3 separate regions of the Homo sapiens genome follow, and all the other regions are linked to region 1. Evidence: read pairs that join two places in POLR2A ChIA-PET (ENCODE). Cell type or tissue: PC-3. All regions are shown on one strand. Each heading gives the region's core, and the rest is flanking DNA. Links, peaks and the distances in the headings are about the cores only.

What was found. ChIA-PET counts read pairs that join two places held together with the same protein. Peaks named below come from ENCODE experiments on the same cell type or tissue, not always from the same donor. Only the 100,000 strongest peaks of a DNase experiment are listed, where the experiment ranks them.
Region 2: POLR2A ChIA-PET joins it to region 1 with 6 read pairs; 1 of 35 experiments calls an interaction of 5 or more read pairs at or near these places.
Region 3: POLR2A ChIA-PET joins it to region 1 with 14 read pairs; 1 of 35 experiments calls an interaction of 5 or more read pairs at or near these places.

The regions. Positions count from the first base shown.
Region 1 is chr10:51,685,654-51,693,460 of GRCh38, forward strand. The region is part of intron 3 of PRKG1 (protein kinase cGMP-dependent 1); the gene reads left to right. Among named protein-coding and RNA genes, the nearest start is that of CSTF2T, 10 kb to the right of the region's middle. In PC-3, for the core only: no CTCF peak of the experiment used is centred there; a DNase peak (open chromatin) is centred at 4,088.
Region 2 is chr10:51,293,433-51,301,239 of GRCh38, forward strand. All of the region lies in intron 2 of PRKG1 (protein kinase cGMP-dependent 1), which reads left to right. MIR605 (microRNA 605) reads left to right here and starts at 6,141; the gene lies at 6,141-6,223. In PC-3, for the core only: no CTCF peak of the experiment used is centred there; a DNase peak (open chromatin) is centred at 4,189.
Region 3 is chr10:52,539,231-52,547,037 of GRCh38, forward strand. All of the region lies in intron 1 of LOC124902426 (a long non-coding RNA gene), which reads left to right. Among named protein-coding and RNA genes, the nearest start is that of LNCAROD, 73 kb to the left of the region's middle. In PC-3, for the core only: no CTCF peak of the experiment used is centred there; a DNase peak (open chromatin) is centred at 3,861.

The sequences.
Region 1 (7,807 bases), core at 2,940-5,439:
ATTTCATTTTTTATTAAAATAAAAGACTAGACAAAAAAGCTTCCATAATGTGGTGGGGAAGACACAGAAGACTTTCTGAACAGCTGGAAATGAACTGGAGACAGCTCCTCCTGCTTGGGGTGACCAGCCATGATCATATATGTGGAGTAAGTCTGTGGTTTTGTGGGGAAAACAAAACAACAACAAAACAAAAAAAGTAACTATTCCTCCCTCATTCTTTCCTGCCTCCTCTCTTCTTTGAAGAGACCACTCTTCAGCCCTGGTCATTTGTGAGCCTTTGCCACAGTGCTGGCCCTGAAAGGAGATCAGTTTCACAATCCTGCTTGGCTGGCATGGGCTGAGTCACTGACCAGCCCATCAATCCCCTTCCTTCTATGTAATCCTGGGTAAATGAAAGAATGGGCAAGAGATGCAGATAAGCCTCTTTTTTCCTCTACCCGGAATAATCCAGCTTGAATTCCTCAGGACGAGTAGTTTTGGGCCATTTTATTTTACTTTATTCTTTAACTTTTAGGTTCAGGGGTCCATGTGTAGGTTTGTTATACAGGTAAACTGCGTGTCGCGGGGCTTTGGTGTACAATTAATTTTATCACCCAGGTAATAAGCATAGTACCCAAAAGGCATTTTTTTCTGATCCTCTCCCTCTTCACCCCCATCAAGTAGGCCCCAGTGCCTGTTGTTCCTCTCTTAGTATGCATGTGTTCTCGTTCGGCTCCCCCTTATAAGTGAGAACATGCAGGATATGGTTTTCTGTTCCTGTGTTAGATTGCATAGGATAATGGAGCTTTGGCCATTTTAAACCAAGGTTATCACTGGCCAAAGCTCAACTAGCTTGCTTGTGTCAGTACAGGCACTAACTAGGGGAAAAGTTTCTAAAAACATGTTTATCTGAAAATGATGACAATGAAATCCCCACCAATCAAAGATCCTATAAGCCATCTTCCTTCCAATTCACAAAACATTCTAGTTAAGCACATTTGTTTCCCCCATAGGCAAACAAAGCCCCAATTAGGACTGGAATGCAAGTAGTCTGAACACATGTGAAAAGGGAAGATTCTTAAGTTCCCAATTTTTCTTTACAACCTTTTTTGTTTGTTTGTTTGTTTGTTTTTTCTTTTTAGAGGAAGGCTAGAGTGCAGTGGTGCAATCTTGGCTCACTGCAACCTCTGTCTCCCTGGTTCAAGGTATTCTCCTGCCTCAGCCTCCCAAGTAGCTGTGATTACAGGTGCCCGCCATCAGGCCCGGCTAATTTTTTGTATTTTTAGTAGAGATGGGGTTTCACCATATTGGCCAGGCAGGTCTCAAACTCCTGATCCCAAGTAATTTGCCCACCTCAGCCTCCCAAGTGCTGGGATTACAGGCATATATTACACCCAGCCATCTTTACAGCCTCTTGATGGTTTGATGTCACCACTTGAAAGGCCTTGATTTGAATTTAAATTGTTGTTTGCTAGAAATGTTTTGAGTTCACTCATTTAAGGCCAATGAAAACTTTCAAGAAAAAAAAAGTTAATTTGCTTAATTTACAAATGTTGATTTGGTTAATTTGTACTCTTAATTATGATTAGGTTCAAAGACAAGGTTAAAAGCACAAATTGCAGTATAGAGTTTTGCTACCATTTCCAATACATTTACTGAAAATGAAGTAACAGAACAAACACTGGGCTGATCCTTTGAACTATTCTTGTTATACTGGTCCTTTCTTTTTGACACTTTAGAATACTTAGATGAGGTTTGAAAAATTGTTAGCAGCAGAATTCTGTTGAGGGTTTATTCACACTGAATCATAAGCATGCTGATTTGACAGCTTCAAAATTTCTTCTAGAAATCTTGTTTCTAGTCTAGATAAGCTCTGTGTGATGTTAGGCAATATTTCTGGGTTATAGGGAAAGACATTTACAAAAGAAAATGGAGTACCCAGATGTTAGCATTCCTATCTGGATAGTATATCCTACCAGAAAAATAATGAGATTTGTGGGATTAGAGAACAATTTAGGTTTTATGAGATAATTTTTTGACGAATGGTGGTGGCATTCATTCCAGAGAGTCACAGCTTGGCTGAAACAATTTTTGGTGTGCCATGTTTCTGGTGATCATATATAATAAATATAAATGTTTCTACCAATTCAATACAACTTCTTCTCCATATCTAAGGAAAAAAGGGTTACACATATGGACAAAATACATTCAGGTGTCTTCCCCAAACAACAATAATTTCAATTATGCTGTCTTAGGTTTCCCAGTAGATCCAATGTTCACTCAATTATCTGTGAAGGAACAAGATTTTTGTTTGTCTGCTTGCTTGTCCAATGTGGCATCTAATACATGGGCTATCTCCTATTTTCCTCAGATTGGGTAAGGATTTTTGCCAATTCTTGATTTTCTCTGCTAGTGGAAGGGAAGCCATGTAGGTAAATTAAAAATCCCTTCTATTTGTCATAATATTAATTTTATGGTGCTTTTATTTGTTGTTGTCATTGTTTTCACTTTCTTGTAGGATTAAAGCAGTGCTTTTCAAACATTTATTTGCATGTGGATCCTTGGGGATCTTATTAATATGCAGGCTTTGATTCAGCAGGTCTGGGTGGGCACCTAGATTCTGCATTTCTAACAGGCTCCCAGGTGATGCTGGTGCTGCTGGTCTAAGGAGCACACTTTAATTAGCAAGAGATTAGGGTATATTCTGTTCTCCTCAGTATATAACATCACAAGGAAGGGGAAGGAGGAGGACTGGAATGGTGGCAGGCTGGTGTCTCTCCTGCGTAATCCCGTGGAGGTTAAAGGGAGACAACTATGGCAGCACCAAACCTCAGATAACATTTCCTCAAGGATTTTTCTTCCTCTGCCTGAAAAATTTCTGTGAGGAAATTAAAGCATTGACCTGCTTTGTCTAAAATTGCCAGTAACAATCCTTTTTTTTTTTTTTTTTTTTAGTGAAACAAGGATTTGGATGCTTACAAAGTATCAGGGTAAATTCTAGATTTTAAAGATTTTTAAAGTATTTTAAAAAATTACCTTGCCCCCACAGTATTTAACAATGTTGTATTTTTAGCTCCTTTTATAAAATCTTGTAGAAACAGTCAACATAGTTTTCACAGAAATAACTTTTTCACACTCATGCTAATATCAGTCAATCAATCTATATAAAACAAAAAATAGTACAATTGGTATAAACTGGTTTACCATCTGATATGGTTTGGCTCTGTGTCCCCACTCAAATCTCATCTTGTAGCTCCCATAATTCCCATGTGTTGTGGGAGGTACCTGGTGGGAGATGACTGAATCATGGGGGTGGTCTTTCCCATGCTGTTTTCATGATAGTGAGTGGGTTTCATGAGATCTGATGGCTTTAAAACAGTGGTATCCCTGCACAAGCTCTCTCTGCCTACTGCCATCCATATAAGACATGACTTGCTCCTCCTTGCATTCCGCCATGCTTGTGAGGCTTCCTCAGCCACGTGGAACTGTGAGTTCTCCATTAAACCTCTTTCCTTTGTAAGTTTCTGAGTCTGGGGTATGTATTTATCAGCAGCATGAAAACAGACTAATACACCATCAAACACAGTTGACATAATAAATCTATCTACTATCTATCTATCTATCTATCTATCTATCTATATTTCAAAGCATTCAAGATAGTTTTCAGAGAAATAACTTTTTATTTTTACAATCATATTTCATACATACACACATTATCTATACCTATGTTTGTGCCTATATGCATATTCATATATTATAATAATAGATAAAACCAGCATAGATTTGTTTGGGAACAAACATGATTTACATGATAAATATAACATGGGCATAATGAAGAGTAACTCATTCATGACAATCATCAAGTTTGGTGGGTGCATAGAAGAACCATTATGCTTTGCAAAGGGTTGGAGAATATGGATTAATCCCATACAATGTGTAAGTGGTGCTCAGGTAAGATAACTACTCTTAACAAACAAACAAGAAAGACAACAAGATTATGAGAGAGAATTGGGAGACCATTTAAATTTACGTTTGCTTTGTCTGTGGTTTCCCAGGTGTTCAGGAAAAGGCCTCTGAGTAAGTGCTATACTATGTAAGCCAAGACCTGAGTAAAGAGAATCAACTAGCCATTCAAAGGCCTGGGGAAAGAGTGGGTGATGAGCAAGAGAAACTCCAAGTACAGAGATGAAAATGAGTCTGGCAAATTCAATTAAATAAAACTAGGCCCAAAATATTTGTAGAAGTGAGTAAGGGGCCAACGGTAGTGTGCGACATTGGTATACTTAAGGCTTGTATTAGTTCATTCTTGCATTTCTATAAAGAAATACCTGAGATGGGGTAATTTATAAAGAAAAGAGGTTTAATTGGCTCATGTTTCTGCAGGCTGTACAGGAAGCATGATGCTGGCATTGACTTGGCTTCTGGGGAGACCTCAGGGAACTTAGAATCATGACAAAGGGAAAGGGGCAGCAGGCACAGGACCAGAGCAGGAGCAAGAGAGCAGAGGGGGAGGTGCTGCACACTTTTAAATTACCAGATTACATGAGAACTCACTCACTAATAAGAGGACAGTACCATGGGGGATGGTGATAAACTATTCATGAGAAATCCACCCTCATGATCCAATCACCTCCCACAAGGCCCCTCCTCCAACACCGGGGATTATATTTCAATATGAGATTTGGGTGGGGACACATCCAAACTATATCAGGGCTATATAGGACACATAAGGATTTTGAATTTTATTCTAAGAGCAATGTAAGCCATGAGAGGTTTTAACAGGGAAATAACATGATCTGGTTAAGGGCTTTTGTTTTGTTTTGTTTAAATTACTGTGCCTGTTATATGAAAGTTTATATAGTGGGTCATTTTCTATAATCTACATAAGTAGATTCCTAAATTGGTACAGGCTGCTTCATATTCATTCCAGGCAACAAAGTGAGATAGTAGAGAATCAGAGAGTCAGAGGTTGGCAGGTACATCAATAACAGATAAAGAAATTAAAGAATTTTGGGCCGGGCGCTGTGGCTCACACCTGTAATCCCAGCACTTTGGGAGGCCGAGGAGGGTGGATAAGGAGGTCCAGAGATCGAGGCCATCCTGGCCAATATGGTGAAACCCCGTCTCTACTAAAAATACAAAAATTAGCTGGGTGTGGTGGCGAGCACCTGTACTCCCAGCTACTCAGGAGGCTGAGGCAGGAGAATCGCTTGAACCCGGGAGGCAGAGGTTGCAGTGAGCCAAGATTGCACCACTACACCCCCCAGCCTGGCGACAGAGTGAGACTCTGTCTCAAAAAAAAAAAAAAAAAAAAAAAAAGAATTACGTTCCATTATGTATACTATCCATATCTTCATTCTAGAGCTGTTAACATTTAATATCTACATATATGAATAATATATATCATATTTTATAAATATATGTTTTCATTGAAAAAGAAGATATTGCTATTTTGGATTAATATTTATTGAAAATGCAAACATTTGTGGGCTAAATATACTGATTGGCTTAGTTTCCTAGGACATTCCTTTGCTCAGTATAGCTCATCAAAATCCACAAAAAAAAAATGCATCAAGATTTTTGTTTTTGTTTGCTTTGGGTTTTCCTTTTGTTGCTGGTTGATTTTGCAGAAATACATGTGCCGAACCAGTTGCTAAACAGGTTTTTCTTTTTATCTTTTTTTTTTTTTTTTTGAGATAAGGTCTTGCTCTGTCACCCAGGCTGGAGTGCAGTGGCGAGATCCCGGCTCACTGCAGCCTCCACCTCCTGGGCTGAAGTGATCCTCCCACTTCAACGTCCTAAGTAGCTGGGACTACAGAGCCATGCCACCATGGCCAACTAATGAACTAATTTTTGTATACTTTATAGAGACAGGGTTTCACCATGCTGCTCAGGCTGGTCTCAAACTCCTGGACACAAGCGATCCTCCAGCCTTGGGCTCCCAAACAGCTGGGATTGCAGGCGTGAGATACCTTGTCTGGCCTTGAGCAAGTTTTTCTATGCTACATTTGTCAAACTAGACACTAATATTGATCCAATCTAATAATTATGTTTTTATACTGAGTAAAAGCAGGAGTTGTAAGCTCGAAGGCTAGGAGGAGGTTAGGCTTGTGGCCAAATTGGAGAATATAAGCTGCTTCTACAGGCATTTAAGTTCAAAATTTTCAAGAAAATTGACTGGTCAAATAAAACATATCTGTAGGCTCAATTGGTCCACAGATCACCAATTTGAGGTTTCTTGTCCAAAGATATTTAAAACTTTTAGGGAACAAAACTTGAATAACATTGACAATAATTCTACAAGTTTCAATAGTGTAATTTCTCTGATGCTTAAAATAGATGAGGATCTTTTCCTCTGATGATTGATAAGCATAAAAAGATGAAATCATTTTGGATATAGGCTTAGCCAAAGATAGGAAATATATTGTATTAATAGTTGATGGTTGTATTTACTCTCCCATACAAGGTTTGTGTCTGGCAATGTTTTTAGTCCTGATTTATGTCACTATATTGATTAACATGAGAACAAGAGTGATATTTCCGATATGGAGTATGATTTAATAAATGTTAAGGCACCAAGCAAGCCCTATATTGGCCTTTTTAAAAAAAAAAAATCACATTATGAATTCAACTATACCATTTCTCTGTCACCCAGGCTGGAGTGCAGTGGCGCGATCTCGGCTCACTGCAAGTTCCGCCTCCTGGGTTCATGCCATTCTCCTGCCTCAGCCTCCCAAGTAGCTGGGACTACAGGTGCCCACCACCACGCCCCTGGCTAATTTTTTTGTATTTTTAGTAGAGACGGATTTTCACCATTAGCCAGGATGGTCTGAATCTCCTGACCATGTGATCTGCCCACCTCTCCATCCCAAAGTGCTGGGATTACAGGCATGAGCCACCACGCCCCGCCCAACTATACCATTTTCCAATGTTGGCACTCATTTTAAATGTTATTAAGGTGAGTCTGTAGGATTCACTTAAAGAATGTGTACATCGCCATACTCAGCTAATTTTTACATTTTTTGTAGAGACAGGATCTCCCTGTGTTGCCCAGGCTGGTCTTAAAGTCCTGAACTCAAGTGATCCTTCTGCCTCAACCTCCCAAACTGCTGGCATGAGCCACTGCATCTGCACGTCAGATATATTTTTTTAAATGACCAACCTTTGTAATACATATGAGATTCATTTCAAATGTCTGCAGATATTATACATACTCAATCATATAAAATTAATTATGATTGAGAATGTTGTGTATTTTTTGTAATTAGCTACGTACTTTTTATTTTTTTATTTTTAAAACCCTATGATTAAAGGGTAGTTACCTAGTTTGGGAATCTAAACCAACTCTTGGTTATAAAGGGTTGTTATTAAATGCCAGGTGTGGTGGCTCACACCTCTAATCCCAGCACTTTGGGAGGGCCAAGGCGGGTGGATCATTTGAGGTCAGGAGTTCAAAACCAGCCTGGCCAACATGGTGAAACCCCGTCTCTACTAAAACTACAAAAATCAGCCAGGTATGGTAGCACACGCCTGTAATCACAGCTACTTGAGAGGATGAGGCAGGGAAATCACTTAAACCCAGGAGGCAGAGGTTGCAGTGAGCTGAGATTGTGCCACTGTACTCCAGCCTGGGCAGCAAAGTGAGACACCACCTCAAAAAAAAAAAAAAAAAAAGCTGTTATTTGGTAAATATTTGGGTGCTTTTTAATAGTATTTAATAAGCACCAGGTTTGTTATTTTTAATGATGTTACCCCAAGTGTCACTTATTTTTAAATTCATTTTATTTTGAGACAGAGTCTCATCTGTTGCCCAGGCTGGAGTGTAGTG
Region 2 (7,807 bases), core at 2,832-5,331, 390 kb before region 1:
CTATTTAAGATTTCATTCTATTCAAGGTGAGATCATGCAATAGTTGTCTTTCTATGTTTGGCTTATTTCACTTAACTTAATGTCCTCCAGGTTCATCTTTGTTGTCACAAATGACTGGATTTCTTTCTTTTTTAAGGCTGAATAGTATTCTATTGTGTACCTATACCGCATTTTCTTTATCTGTTCATCCACTGACAGACATTTAGATTACTTCCATGTCTTAGCTATTGTAAACAATGATGCCATGAATATGAGAGTGCAGATATCTCTTCAACATACTGATTTTTTTTGGGGTGGGGGATACCTAGAAGTGGGATTGCTGAATCATAGTTCTGTTTTTACCTTTCTGAGGAACTTCCATGCTGTTTTTCACAATGGCTATACCAGTTTACATTCCCACCAACAAAAGTTCCATTCTGTATAAGAGTTCCGTTTTCTTCACAACCTCACCAACATTTCTGTCTTTTTGATAATAATCATTCCAAGAGGTGTGAGCTCATATCTCATTGTGGTTTTGATTTGGATTTTCCTGATGGTCAGTGATGTTGAGCATTTTTTCATATGGCTGTTGGACATTTTTATGTCTTCTGTTGAGAACTGTCTATTCATACCTTTTACCTAAGTTTTAATAGAGTTTCTTTTTTTACTTATTGAGTTGTATGAGTTCTTATGTATTTTGGATATTAATTCCTTATCAGGTATATAGATTGCCAATATTTTCTCCCATTATAGGTTGACTTTTTATTCTATTGATTGTTGTCGTTGCTCTTCATGAGCTTTTTAATTTGATGCATTCTCACTTGTATATTATTACTTTTTTTCTTGTGCTTTGGTATCATATCCAAAAATATCATGATCCAAATTAATTTCAAGAAGCTTGTTTCTTATGTTTTCTTCTAGTAGTTTTATGGTTTCAGGCCTTATGCTTAAGTCTTTAGTTCATTTTGAGTTGATTTTTGTATGTGGTATAAGTTGAGTTCAATTTCATTCTTCTGTGGTTGGACATACTGTTTTCCCAACATAATTTATTTAGGAGACCATCCTTTCCCCAGTGTGTGTTCTTGGAACACTGTTAAAGATCAGTTGATGGTAATGGGTGGATTCGTTAGGTTGGTGCAATAGTAATTGTGGTTTTGCCATTACTTTTAATGTTAATTAGTGTAATTTAAAGTAATGGGAATACCACAATTACTTTTGCACTAAACTAATACTTCTGGGCTCTTTCTGTTCCATTGGTCAATATGTCTATTTTTATGCCACTACTATACTGTTTTGATTATTATAGCTTTGTAAGATATATTTAAATCAGAAAGTGTGATACCTTCCCCTTTGTTCTTCTTGTTCAATATTGCTTTGAGAGGCCAGGCACAGTGGCTTACTCCAGTAATCCCATCACTTTAGAGGCTGAGACAGGAGGATCACTTGAGGCAAGGAGTTTGAGACCAGCTTGGGCAACATAACAAAACTCTGTCTCTTCAAAAAAATTTGAAACATAAAAAAATTTCCTGGGTATGGTGGCACTTGCCTGTAGTCCCAGCTACTTGGGAGACTGAGGGGGGAGGATTGCTTGAGCCCAGGAGTTTGAGGCTGCAGTGAGCTATGATTGTGCCACTGCACTCCAGCCTGGGCAGCAGTGCAAGACCCTGTCTCTAAGAGGAAAAAAAAAAGGATTGCTTTGGCTATTGAAGGTCTTTTATGGTTCCATATGAATTTTAGTATTTTTTTCTACTTTTGCAAATAATGCCACTGGGATTTTAATAGCTATTACACCAAATCTGTAGATTATTGTGGGTAGTATGGACATTTTAATAATTTTAATTCTTACAATCCATAACCATGTATGTCTTTCCATTTGTCTGTGTCTTTTTAAATTTTCTTCATCAATATTTTATAATTTCCAGTGTGTAAGTCTTTTGCCTCTTAAGTTCATCCTAAGTATTTTATTCTTTTTGTTACTATTATGAATGGGATTGTTTTCTTAATTTTCCTTTTAGATAGTTTGTTGTTTGTGTATAGAACATGACTTATTTTGTATACTAATTTTATACCCTGAAACTTCACTGAATTGTTTTATTAGTTCTAACATTTTTTTTCTTTTTTTGTAGTCTATAGAGTTTTCTACATATATGATCATGTCATCTGCAAACAGAGATAAGCTTATTTCTTCCCTTCCTAATTAGATGCATTCTATTCCGATTTCCTTTCCTTTCCTCTTCTTTTCTTTTCTTTTCTTTTTTGTCTAATTGTCTAATTGTTCTGGCTAGGACTTCCAGTACTGTGTTGAATAGATGTAGTGAGAATGGACATCCATATCTTATACCAGAAATTAAAGAAAAACTTTCAGTTTTCCTCAATGATTATTATGTTAGCTGTGGGCTTTTCATGTATGGCCTGTATTGTGTTTAAACAATTTCCTTCTATACCTATTTTGTTGAGAGTTTTTATCATGAAAGAATGATGAACTTTGTCAAATGCTTTTTCTGAATCTATTGAGATGATCATATTGTTTTTGGCCTTCATTCTGTTAGTGTGGTGTATCACGTTGATTGATTTCCTTATGTTGAGCCATCTTTACACCCCAGGGATAAATACCACTTGGTCACGGTGTATGATCCTTTTAATGTTCTGTTGAATGCTGTTTGCTAGTATTTTATTGAGGATTTTTGCATCAGTATTTATCAGGAATATTTGCTTTTAGTTTCCTTTTCTTGTTGTATCTTTGTCTGGTTTTGATCAGGATGGTCCTGGCCTCATAAGATGAGTCTGGAAGTGATTCCTCCTATTTTATTTTTTTGGAAGAGTTAAAGAAGGATTGTTATCAGTTCTTCTTTGATTGTCTATTAGAATTCACCAGATGAGAAGTCATCTCATCCTGAGCTTTTCTTTTTTGAGACACTTTTGATTACGGACTGAAATAAATGTCTTCCTTGTGCAGTTTGTCTACACTATCCTATTTCTTCTTGATTCAGCTTCAATAAGTTGCATATTTGTAGAAATTTATTTATTTCCTTTAGGTTATCCAGTTTGTCAGCATATAATTGTTCACAATAGTCCCTAATGATACTTTTCATTTCTGAGGCATCCATTGTAATATCTTCTCTTTGATTTCTGATTTTATTTATTTGAGTCTTCTCCATTTTTTCTTATTAGCCTAGCTGAGTTTGTTGATTTTGTTGATGCTTTCAAAAAATCAACTCTTGTTTATGGATTTTTTTATTGTTGTCTGTTTCTTATTTGATTTACTTCTCTAATCTTTATTAATTCCTTCCTTCTGATAATTTTAGGTTTAGTTTCTTCCTCTTTTTCTAGTTCCTTGAGGTGTAAAGTCATGTTGCTTATTTGAGAATGTTCTTTCCTAGTGTAGGCATTTATGTTGTATTTTTGTTTTCATTTGCTCTGAAATTAAACCTAGTTACATTGCCGCCTCTGCTTTTCCATGTTTTCTTTAGTCTGCTTTTTAGCTTTACCTTTGTCTATTCTTTCCCTCTTTATTTAAGATCTCTTAACTTGAATAAATATAACAGAGTGAACAGTGAAGGGGTTATTTCATTCCTTTTGGGAGGATATTCCTCTGTTTTAACCTTGGCTTCTAGGACTGACTGGTCATAAAAGGAAACAATAAATGCAAAGCATTGAGTCCAAAAGTGGAGAAAAGCCACAGTTCATCTTCCCTGGCAATAATATGATAGTATTATTTTAAGATTCAGTGAATTCTGTTCTGCGAGCTGTAAGATTGGTTGATTTGTAATAGGGGGAAAAAGGGCATGTTGTGGGGAGGGTAGACATTTAGAGAAAGTAAATGACCTTGAGGGTATTGAACTCTGTGAATCAACTTGTTCTCTAAAGTTAGGGGACATACCACTTCTAGATGGTGAACCTGTGGGTGTTCATTTGAACAGTAGAGTCATAGAAAAACTTTACTATCTGGAATATAATAAAAATGCTGCTTTAACTGCTAAGTCGCCATCTGTTACCAGCTCTTTGCTACTGGTTTATCTTTTTTCCTTTTAAAACGTGAATTCTTGGATTTTCATATTATAATTTTATACTTACCTTAAATTAGGATTGAGAGGAAACTTTGACAACACCTCTTAAAAGAAAATTATTAACTTGTAAAAATCATACTTTTAGGTTTGGGTAATAGCTGGGGAGAAAGCAAAAGCAAATCAGGAAGCTTGTAGGTGACTCATGTGCATTTCTATGTATGAGCAACAGGAATGGTAGAACTTTTGTTCCACTGCAGTTGTACAATCTAATTATTCACTGATCAATCTACACATACTGCATTACTATGTAGGTTTTAAGATGGCATCTTTGCCATATGTCTCTTTTTTAACCTTGATATCTTACATGTAATAGGTTTTCATCAGTTTTGATGAAATCATGATGATAATGATTACGATAATGCCTCCCATTATTTTCTCTTTAGTATAAGGCATTTAATGGCTTTTCCTAAAAAATAATGCAAGCAGTTCTTAACCCTAACAATGAGGGATAGAGTAGGTGTCCTTACCTACACTTGTTACTATAAGTGATATATTTATATAAAGAGATGTATGTAAAGGAAATTCATTCACTCATTCATTTATGTACCTAACCATTATTCCTTCATCAGTTCTTGTTAAGCACTTACTATATTAGGCCCTGTATACATTTTACATGAATTATCTCCTAACCTTATAACAATGGTGTGTAAAGAAACTAATATTATCCATTTTATAGATGATAAATTCATGATTAGGGATATTAATTATGATGTCCAAATTTGCACAGGTGGCAAATGATACATTTGAAATCTGAACCCACACAATCTAATTCAAGAGTTACATTGCCACTACTTCAAAAAATGTGGTTTATTTTATAGGCAAAGAAAAGGCACTGAATTGAATATTATGACTAAGCTTGTGATCTTAAAAGATTTAGGTTCTGAGTTGGACCTGATTAAAAATTCCAGCTCCACCAATTACTGATTACATGAACCTGGTGGGAGTTGTTCAGTCTTTCCATACTCCAGGTTCTTCCTTTTTCAACAGTGTTGCTGAGCCATTAAATGAAACAGCTTTATGTAGAAAGCACTCAGCATAGTAAAATCATTATAAATGTTAGCTATTACACACTTACTTCTCTCCTTTTCTGGAGGAAGGGAGAAGATGGGTTTTTATTTTACAATCTTATTTTATAAAACTATAAGCCTGGAGTCTAGGGGGTAATGTAGGAATTGAAATATGAAATGGTTCTGATCTAAGGTAGAAACATTAGATGGATGAAAGAATATCATGCCGATAGAATTAAAAATTGTTAGGTTGGAGTATTTTATGTGGGCTGAGAGTAAAATAAATCTACAATTTGTGTGAGTGGTAGAATGTGAAGCGATTAAATAGGATAGGGAATTGGAAGGGAAGTGCTAGGACAATTCCTGGCACATAGTAGGCATGCAACAAAAGGTTGGAAGCTTGATTGCTGTGATCTGTATGCAAAGATCATATGGTTGCATAAATGTGTTAATATTGTTCTTTGGTAAGTGTTTTCCTGGTATTTAAGTGCAATGGAGCACAAAGGTTTGTTGTCTAAAGTGTAATAATGAAAGGAATATGACCATTACTCCATCTGTCATTTTCACTCATGCCTTTAAATGAGCCCTTTGCTCCAATAAAATGGTTCAGTTAATGGTTCCTTAAAGCCACACACACTTACCTGTCTTTTTGCCTTTGATGAATTTATTGCTTAAGACTTTAGCCAGTATCTCTTTTTGCCCATTCTTTTTATCTGTATTTATTTTTATATGTTTTTTGAGATGGAGTCTCACTGTGTTACCCAGGCTAGAGTGCAGTGGTACGATCTCGGCTCACTGCAACCTCCGCCTCCTGGGTTCAAGCAATTCTCCTTCCTCAGCCTCCTGAATAGGTAGGATTACAGGCATCCTCCACCATGCCTGGCTAAGTTTTGTAATTTTAGTAGAGATGGGGTTTCACCATGTTGGCCAGGCTGGTCTTGAACTCCTGATCTCAGGTGATCCACCCACCTCGGCCTCCCAGAGTGCTGAGATTGCAGGTGTGAGCCACCATGCCCCGCCTCTTTTTGCTCATTCTTTAAAGTAGGAACTTTGGTAGAACTTTCACAGCCTGTAACATATGTCTCTAGCCCTAGCTTGGTTCTAAATCCCATGGTGCCTTCTCCTTGGGAAAAACAGAGAAGGCACTATGAGATTTAGAATCAAGTTAGGACTGCAGATACAGGTTACCTATGTTACAGGCTGACAGCCACAGGTATATTGCTCTCTGCACATGTGTTTTTTCCTGGCCTCTCAATGACATTATAAGCTTCTATTATACCTCATGTGGCGTAACTGCTCTGCAATAATAGAAATTCAATAAAGGACTCTTTAATTTACAATTAAAGTCAGGATTGAATTTTGTGGAAAATCTTGATGCAAATGTACAAAAGAACTTCAAGAAAATTAGAATGCCATGAGTCATGCATTTCCTGGTACTATTCATTCTTCTTTAGGTACTATCATTCTGCTCAACCTAACATTTCTACCACCTACACCTACCATCTGGAATTATAGGCAGAGGGTATGAAGGGTGTCAAATCTTGAAAGAAAATTGCCTTTTCTCCAAAGTTGATGAAACTAAACCACAGTTGATTGGATTACTTGCTCAGCAAGAGAGTAGAACCTTGTCTTTATGAATTAAATGTCACTATTTCGTCTATTTGAAGATGACCTTATAGAGGATCATGGCTTACGACAAGTTATTTTGCTGAGGCTTGAATTTGAATTGTGTGTTGGTGAATGAGGCACTGCACACACAGTCAGAGCAGCTGCTCTCCATGCAGCTTTTCTTCTCTTTGGTTTTCTGTATCATACACAGTAATCCTTGGGTGTTATTCACATCTACTTCTTGTGGAGTAATAGTATATTATAGTGGTATCATAAATTCGGGATTTATGAAAGTTGTGGGACATACCTTCATGTGAATCTCAGTGGGTTACTGTATTTAATGATTTTTTCTCTTTTGTTTTGATTAAGAAGCTCTTTGCTGGGATGCTGAGTTCCGATTTAAATATTATACACCCTTCTTATTTCTCTCTGCAAAATTATAGCCTTGCTGATGAATTTTGCTTTACTCTTGAGTGTGGTTTACTTTTGCAGCAAATACAAATTTAGTAAGTTAAATCTAAAAGCCACAGTTAAACACAGTTCTCCTTCAGAGGTAAGAACCATAACTGTTTCTGTGGACCCCAGCAATGGTACCTTCTTTTACAAAACAATGTTCTTCTTGTTCCATAGTCAATTACACACTGAACCTCTGTGTTATCTGAGATCTAAGCAGCAGGGCTGCTCTCTCCAGAATTATATTCAGCAGCTGTCTCCTCCCTGTTAGCTTACCCATTCCTGATGTGTTGATTCCTTTCAGAAGGCTCCAATCCAAATAAGACTTAATTAGCAGCAGCCTGAAAATAGTGTGTCTGCCTTTCTTTTCCTGTATAAATCTTGTGAGTGCTAAGCTTCTAATTTCACTTTCCTCTTAATACTAACTGAAGGTCCCATAACTTTCTGTGGAATGTTGACTTTTTTTTTGAGTGAGATGAGCTCTTCTCATGCCAGTTAACTCTCATGTCGGTGACAGCACAATGGAGAAATATTAGGAAATCTGACAGGGAGAAACATTCATGTCTGATAGAGTCCAGCAACAGATTAGTGAAAGAAACTGGCCGTCCAAAATCATCCTCATTCATTTCCTTCACTAAGTCAAAGAAATCATTGTGCTCTGCTTAAGCCCCATGCTGAGTTCATTTTACTGAC
Region 3 (7,807 bases), core at 2,832-5,331, 850 kb after region 1:
AATTTGAGTTTAAATGAACAAAAATTTGGCCATCTCTTTCTTAATGGTTTGTAATTTTTGCATGTTGTTTCAGAAATTCTTTTTTTATCTGAAGGGAACAACTTATTTTCTATGTTTCTCTTAACTTCTGTAGTTATATTCTTTTCATACAATAACTATTTCTTCCTTTTCTCCAATATTTTTTATGCCTCTCTCCATTCTGTGTATGGTAGGTTTCCCTTCAAGTTCATTTGAAATACTTTTAAAACACTTATAAATGAGTTCTCAAGCCTGAGTGTACAAACAAATTATTTTTCAATATCACAAGGTAATTTTCATTTCAAGACCTTTCTGCAGAAATGTTGGTGAGGGGATTGTTTCCACATTCCAGGACTTATGTGGTGCTGAGACATTGTGGCATATCTGGCCAATGAGTCATCTATCCAAGTGGGAATCCTAGAGACCCACCTTTCTTACTCAGTACTTAGCTATTCAGCCATACAGATCTTTCTTGAGACCACTCATGTTCTTGTCCTCAAGGCTTCTTCAAGGCTGTTGGCATCTATGGTCTATGGCAGAGCCAGGCTTCAGGCGTGGACATCATTCTACATCTTTGACACCATAATTGGGTAGTAGAAACTCTCCATGCCCGTGCAGGACTCCGTCTGCCTGGACCCATTACACAAATGTTCTTTACTGTCACTGATGATTTGCTGCCTTCCCTAAGCCACACTCCGAGAATCCTGTTCTGGAATCACAGCACAGGGCCCCTCTCTCAAAGACCCTACAATTTCTCTTTTTCATTGCTTCCTTACTATCTCTTCTATTTTCCTTTCCACCCAGGGGGTTCTTTTTCTAGTCAGGATGGGAATGGGCATGAGACACCATTTTTTTTCTTTTTTTTTTTTCTACACATTTTATTCTAAATCCTTAAAATCTCTCCAAAGGAATTTAAGTTTTTTGGAGCATAAAAGGCAGAGACTTTTAGGCTGCTTCTGCTTTGTTTTCTGACATATCCTTTCACTGAAGTGATGAATACAGAGCCAAGTTTGTGCCTGCATGAGGCAAGAGATAGTGGGAAATTACTGGAACAAAAAATTTAAAAAGGAAAACAGCCAACTTCTTTAAAATATTATCCTGCCATGCTCACATGTTATAATTTTAATCTTCATAGCTTTGATTTCTGTACTTTTGAATTACTGTTATAATTTGGTATATTTATATTGCCTCTGATTATTCAATTTAGTAGGAGCAATACTAAAAGTTCTCGTTTCTTTTCAGTCAGTCTAAGGTCTTGCTGTCTGCTGGCTGCCAGACCTGTACCTATTAAAATTCACATTTATTAATGCTCATGGTCTGCTTTTAGCCATTCTAATCACACTGTCCTTCCTGTCTTAGTTTTCTTTTACATCAGACTTTAAAACATGTCTCCATTTCCTACCATCAATCATTAGTTAAGCCTTGACTTGTTAAAACTTCTGTCTAAAGCATTATGTTAGTAAAATGATTAGACTGCAGGTCCATGTCTCTTATCATTAGCCAGAGTTTTTGCATCTGATCCCCACAGTGATCCAAATGCAGAATTGTTTTCCATGAGCTGTCGTGGAGAAGGAGGTCATTATGACAAAAGACTTCTGCCTAATTTATATAGTGAGGCATGCTCACTAATTGTGGCGTCAGAGCTCTGACCAGTTACCAATTGATTTCTATCAGTGTTGTGGGAGATGATAAATTTTAATCAGAATTTTTTGGTCTCTATTAGTCTGGCTTTTTAAAAAAAATAATGGATTTCTCTCATTCATGCTTTCCCTAGTCTGCATTTTTATGACTGTGATGTGCTTTGATTTACTTCATTCAAAGTATGATGCTCTGGCTTCAATTACTCCATTTAACTTTAAATAGACATTGCTACAAGTCTTACTGATACAAAGAACATCTGGTGTCAATAAATTGCAGCAGGAGGTGCCATGTGGGAAGGAACCCAAGAACTAAACACATCTCTGGGCACATCCTTCAGGACCATGAGCACACATATTGTGGCATTCTGCCACTTATCTTCTTACATGTTATCAGAGTGGAGCTCAGGGAGTTTGGGTCAGCATGGCATCATGATTTTCATTGCAACAACGTTTGACTCACTGACTTAAGCTCCAGACACAAAACATTCTGTTCAGTTGATAACATCTTTGGGGACGACTTTTGCTAAACAGGAAAGGCACAGAGAGCAAGGGACACTTTTTTTTTTAATGTCATGCACAGGGTGTTTAATGAAAGAGATTGTAAAAAAGTCAGAGTAAAGAACTCTATTCCTCATGTCCCCTCCTTGCCAACATGCACCAAACCCAAAGTGCTGAAGTCTCTACAAGGAAATATATTTATTCCTTGCTATTTGTGGGTTGATTACAGCCACAAATTTTAACAACTACCTTAAACTACCAGATACAAATAGTAGACTGTACAATTATTTAAATCATGAGAAACTTTTGCCTGATTTGAAGCCTAGAAAAGTAAATTCTTCTTTAATTATAAAAGTACGGATAGCATAGGAATAATTTACCAAAGATGTAACTGATATTTAAGTTTTATTCTGTACACAAGGTTTCTGAATCAAAGTTGTGCACTGCTAATCTAATCCTGGTAAAGAAGGGTGCTCTTCATCATACGTTGTATTTAAATGACAATAAGTGCAATTATTTATGGATCACAGAGCTGGAAAACAGACTTCTGTTTCTCAAAGTATCAAAGTGTTTTGATCTCATTTATCTCAGGAATCAGAACCCGGAACCCAACGTGACCAGACTCTCCTTGTCTTCACTGCTTGTTTCTGCTGTGCTTCTTGGATGCTCTCCCTGTGCTAGGGAAGCAGCTGACCACAGAGATCACATCCTCCCAGTTTTAACCACTCCTGAAGAAAGACAGTCCCCTTCCCCAGGGTCCATATATTGATCTCACAGAAGGACCCTGATTGGCTTTGTTTTGTGCTGTTCTCACCCTTGAATCAATCACGCTGCCAGAAAGGAAGGGCTCGTGATGGGCCAAGAACTGTTTTTGTGGTGAGGAGAGCGGGTTCTGTTTCCAGGAGGAGGGAGATGAGAAAGCTTACTGGGCAAAAGAAACAAACAAAAAAACCCCAAACCAATTAAACAAATACAAGCAATAGGTACTACCATCTGTAAACCAATTCTGGATAAAGATTTGGGGAATGGGTCTGAGAAAGGCATACATTTCAGTCTGGGGACATTTTCTTTGTTCTGTCTACCCAGAGCTAAAACACCATCGTAAGACAGGCCGTCATGTCCCACCACAAGGAAAGAGGAAATAGACATCTCTTCTGCATTTTGGGGGAGAATGAAATAGCAGCAAGAGAGAATGAGAATGTTCTGTAAAAGGCAAATACCAAAATAGGGTTAGACTGGGTCAGCACTCCCCTGAGTAAGTCCTCGCAGGATGATAAGAGGTAGTGTTAAGTGAGTAAAAGGAAGAAGATTAGGTTACACAACATTAGAAAGCTTTCCTTTTTGAAAGTTTTTATAGAACTTTTAACATACCGAATACTTTTGAGAATTTCAGAAGACAATATGGCATGCAGAATTTTGAAAACACGTTTAGGTAGAGAACTTTTTTATTTATTAAAGAAAGTGAAAAATTACGTAATTTTTATACATTGATTATCCTGCTATTCTACCAGTTTTTTTTTAATGTAAGAAAGCAATAAAGGCTGGGATTCCAAATCAGGGCTTTTATTATATGGTGGGTGTCTATGGGGCCAGAAAGCCCAGCCACAAATTCAAAAAACTTTCTGTACCTGCTGATCTTCCTTCCCTGTGATCACCAACAGATCCTACAAGAAGGGTCATTGGAATCATGCCACCTGAGTCATCCCAATTTGATGTACCCAAACTGATGAAATAAAAAGAAAACAATGCCATGAGAAGCATTGTAGCATCTGCTATGTAATAAAGACCTAATAAGTCATTCAATTTCAGGATTCAAAATCCAATGCCTAGAATACCTACACAGCTTCTCAGGAACAGGTGAGTTATCCATAAAACATATTATTTGACATGGAAGCTGAAGGCTCCATTCCTTCTGCATACCTGATTCGCTATCATTCCAGCTCATGTCAGAGCCGCCTGGAATCTTCGATATTGATTCAGAACATTTCATCTACACAGCAAAGTGGTCGAGGTTGGAGAAAGAGTGCTTAAAAGAGATAAAAATCTACTATCCTCCCACAACTTTCAGCAGAAACCAGTCGTTTCACTGTCTTTGGCTAATGAATATCACTGTATTTTAAATCAAGAAATAGTGTGTGAACAGAGTGTTGTGGTCAACTCTTTTCAACCTGTTTGTTTTACCTAGTTCTGTGACTTTGAAAGCAAGTTGCTTGTAATATTTTAATTTGTTTACCATTTACTTCCCTTTCTCCTCTCTTAATAGAATGAGGTTAGCTGATTAAATGGGAGAATTTGGCAGAAGGCATATTTGGTAGGGAAGGTTGAGAGAGAACAACATACTTTTCCTTCAAATCTGATGTCAAAAGTAGAGGAGGTTTTAATAGCCCAGGAAAGGCACAGTCTAAGAGTTCTCATATTCGAACTTTCAATCTCTTTAGAGACCAGATTCATAGACACAATACTAAGTTTTACCTACTCAGGAGAAGCAATTGGATTAGCTTTTCTAGAATGAAGAGGTTTTTCAGTTTGGGGTTGCTTCAATCTCATTCAAATTTCTTTGCTAAAACATATATGTCACTGAATAAGAGTTTATGTTTGAGGATCACCAATAAACTTTCAGAAATTGATACATACTTTTACATCTGCCACTCATATTTTCAAAGTTCATGTCTGGACAGTATGGTTAACTTAAAATTTGAGTTTCATTTACATGAAAATATTGTATGGTTTATAATACTAAGATCTAGAATCCACTCCTGTTACCATTTTTTAATCTTCTTATCTTGGACTAATTATTTCACCTCCTCAAATCCCAGGTTCTTCATTTGTAAACTGAGGTGAAAACAATATTTATTCCATTCACTCACAAAAATGTTGTCATACCTGAAATGTGTCCAACACATCAAAATGATAACTACCTGGCTGATAGACACCCTAGTACTCTGAGTTGATCATTACACAGTCTGTGCATATAACAAAATTTCACGTGTACCTTATGTACAAATATGATGCATAAAAATTTAAAAATTTGTCATAATCAAATGACATTTGTGATAGTTTGTATATTTTGAGATCTGCTACAAAATGTTGTGTTGGATATTAAGGCCACAATGATGAATGACAGACCCCTGAGCATATGGACTTTACGGGTGAGAATTATAGTATATTAGGAAAAATGCGGGAAGGGTATCTAGCAACTGCAGTATGTTAGAATAAATGTGGGAAGGATATATACAACAGTCTTCGAGGAGCAGAGAAGACTCCTGGGAGGTGGGGACACCTCCCGTGTGAGTTGAAAGATAGCTAGATAAATGAATTGGCAACATTTTTCAAGTGGAGAATATGCAAAGATTCAGAAAGGAGAGAGAACATGGCATTTTTAGGGAATAAAAAAAGAGTTCAATTTATTTGGAGCATTAGGTTTGGGGAATTGGGGTCGGAGAATGAAAGATACAGAATGAGAGGAGTAAATGAAGGCCAGATGATTTTAAACTATATATAGGAGTTTGGACTTTAACCTGATGGCAATAGCGAGTCAACATAAAATTTATTTCAAAAGTTTTGAATAGGAAATGGCATAAGCCATTTTATAAATGTGAGAGTTATTATTGGGCTTTCATTAATTATTTAAGTGATAGTATTCAGACAGCAACTCGATCTAGGTTAATCTGCAAATATTTAGAGATAGTTTTGGGGCAATGTCTTAATGTTACTAACAGTTCACATCTTTAGATGGTTCTCTTCTTATTTCCGTGTTGATCACACATTTCTGATAAACTTAACCTGCGTTTAAAGAAATGTGGAAAAATAATAAAAAAGCACAAAATAATTAAGAAACTCATAAGAAATTCAGGCATTTCTGGAGTTTCAGCAGAGCTGTTTGGTGATTCTCTCAACATTTCCATAAAAGATTAACTCTATTGGTGTTAATGAGTTCATAAGGCATCATAATTAATATGAGTTGCAAAGCAATCAATGCTCTGTCAAAAAATAGATATAACTTTTCAGGAAATGATCTGTTTGACCAATTGCCTCCAAATATCACAACTTAACTGAAGGAAGCATGATTAGAAGAAAATCCTTGACCAATTTTTGATTGTTTGCCCTTAGCCTGCATGAACTTATGATGTTATCTTAGGGAACTTGCTTGCCTTGTTGCTGGAATCCTAATCATTCCTTGATGATACTCTTCAGATTAAAGGAGATGTACCTATTAACTTGAAGAAAAGAGCTGTCCCTGTTAACATTGCTTCTTGGAAACATATGGGAACACTTCAGCAGACTGCCCAATTTCTCCTACTGCCTTGCTTTTGCAATAGTCAACTGTTTAACTTACATTCCAGCCATGATGTAGTAATAAAAAGGTAGGGCCAGGACATAATTGTATAAAATACAGTTCCTCATTAATTTCTCCTTTTGGGATAGAGACTTTCAAATATCAAAAACTCCTGTTCCATTATAGTTTCAAACAGTTCATTTAAACCTCCACATAAGTGAAATAGAGATACTTTCTTCCAAAATATGTGGCTATCTAAACACCTAACTATGGAAAAAATGTTGTTAATGAGATTTATGAACAAGGTATCATAACAAAATGAAAAGAAATGGGGAATGCTTGCATGTTAGTGAAATGGCCCAGGAAAGGATAGAGGAGTGGGAGTGAGAGAAAGGGAAAAGGAGAGGAGAGAGGAGGAAAGATAGAGTGATGTGACGTATTTGAGAAAGCAGATGGGGTCTAGAGCACAAGCAGAAGAACCAGCTTTAGATAGGAGTGTGATCTGTTATTCTATCCAGGGACAGTAGGCAAGAAGGCAGGATATATGAGTACTGATGCTGGAAAATGGGTAGTTTTAGATGTGGAAACATGTGGAAGTTGTCTTTCTGAATGCGTCTGTTTTATTAGGAAAATAAGTTGTGAGTTGAGGGCAAGAATGGAAAACAAAGTATTACTGATATGAGAAGGTTTGAAATAGTTATCTAGAAACTAGAAATGTGAATAGAGTAGGGAAATAAATTATGGTTACCAGGCATCTTGGCTTAAGAGGCATCTTGGGATTTGTAGTCATTAATGTTTCAGTATTCAGCAAGTTTGTGTTTTTCTTTTTTTTTCTTTTTTTTTTTTTTTTTTGAGACAGAGTCTCGCTCTGTCGCCCAGACTGGAGTGCAGTGGCGCGATCTCCGCTCACTACAAGCGCCGCCTCCCGGGTTCACGCCCTTCTCCTGCCTCAGCCTCCCTAGTAGCTGGGACTACAGGCTCCCACCACCACGCCCGGCTATTTTTTTGTATTTTTAGTAGAGGTGGGGTTTCACCGTGTTAGTCACGATGGTCTCAATCTCCTGACCTCGTGATCCACCCGCCTCGGCCTCCCAAAGTGCTGGGATTACAGGCGTCAGCCACCGAGGTTTGTGTTTTTCTCCAGCCATATTCCATTGCATGAGCACTGGGAACAACAACTGAATAATGTATCCCTAGGTGGGATTTTGCCCAATATGTAAAAATCTTCCAAAGATAGAGAAGGAAGTTGAGACAAATGCAAAGAAGAGATGATAATTATTAATCATAAAATTTAATGGACAAGTGATAGTATCAGATTTTAGGCACCAATGGTGCAGAAGGATCAGTGAAGTTACAGTACTAGATGGAGTACCCT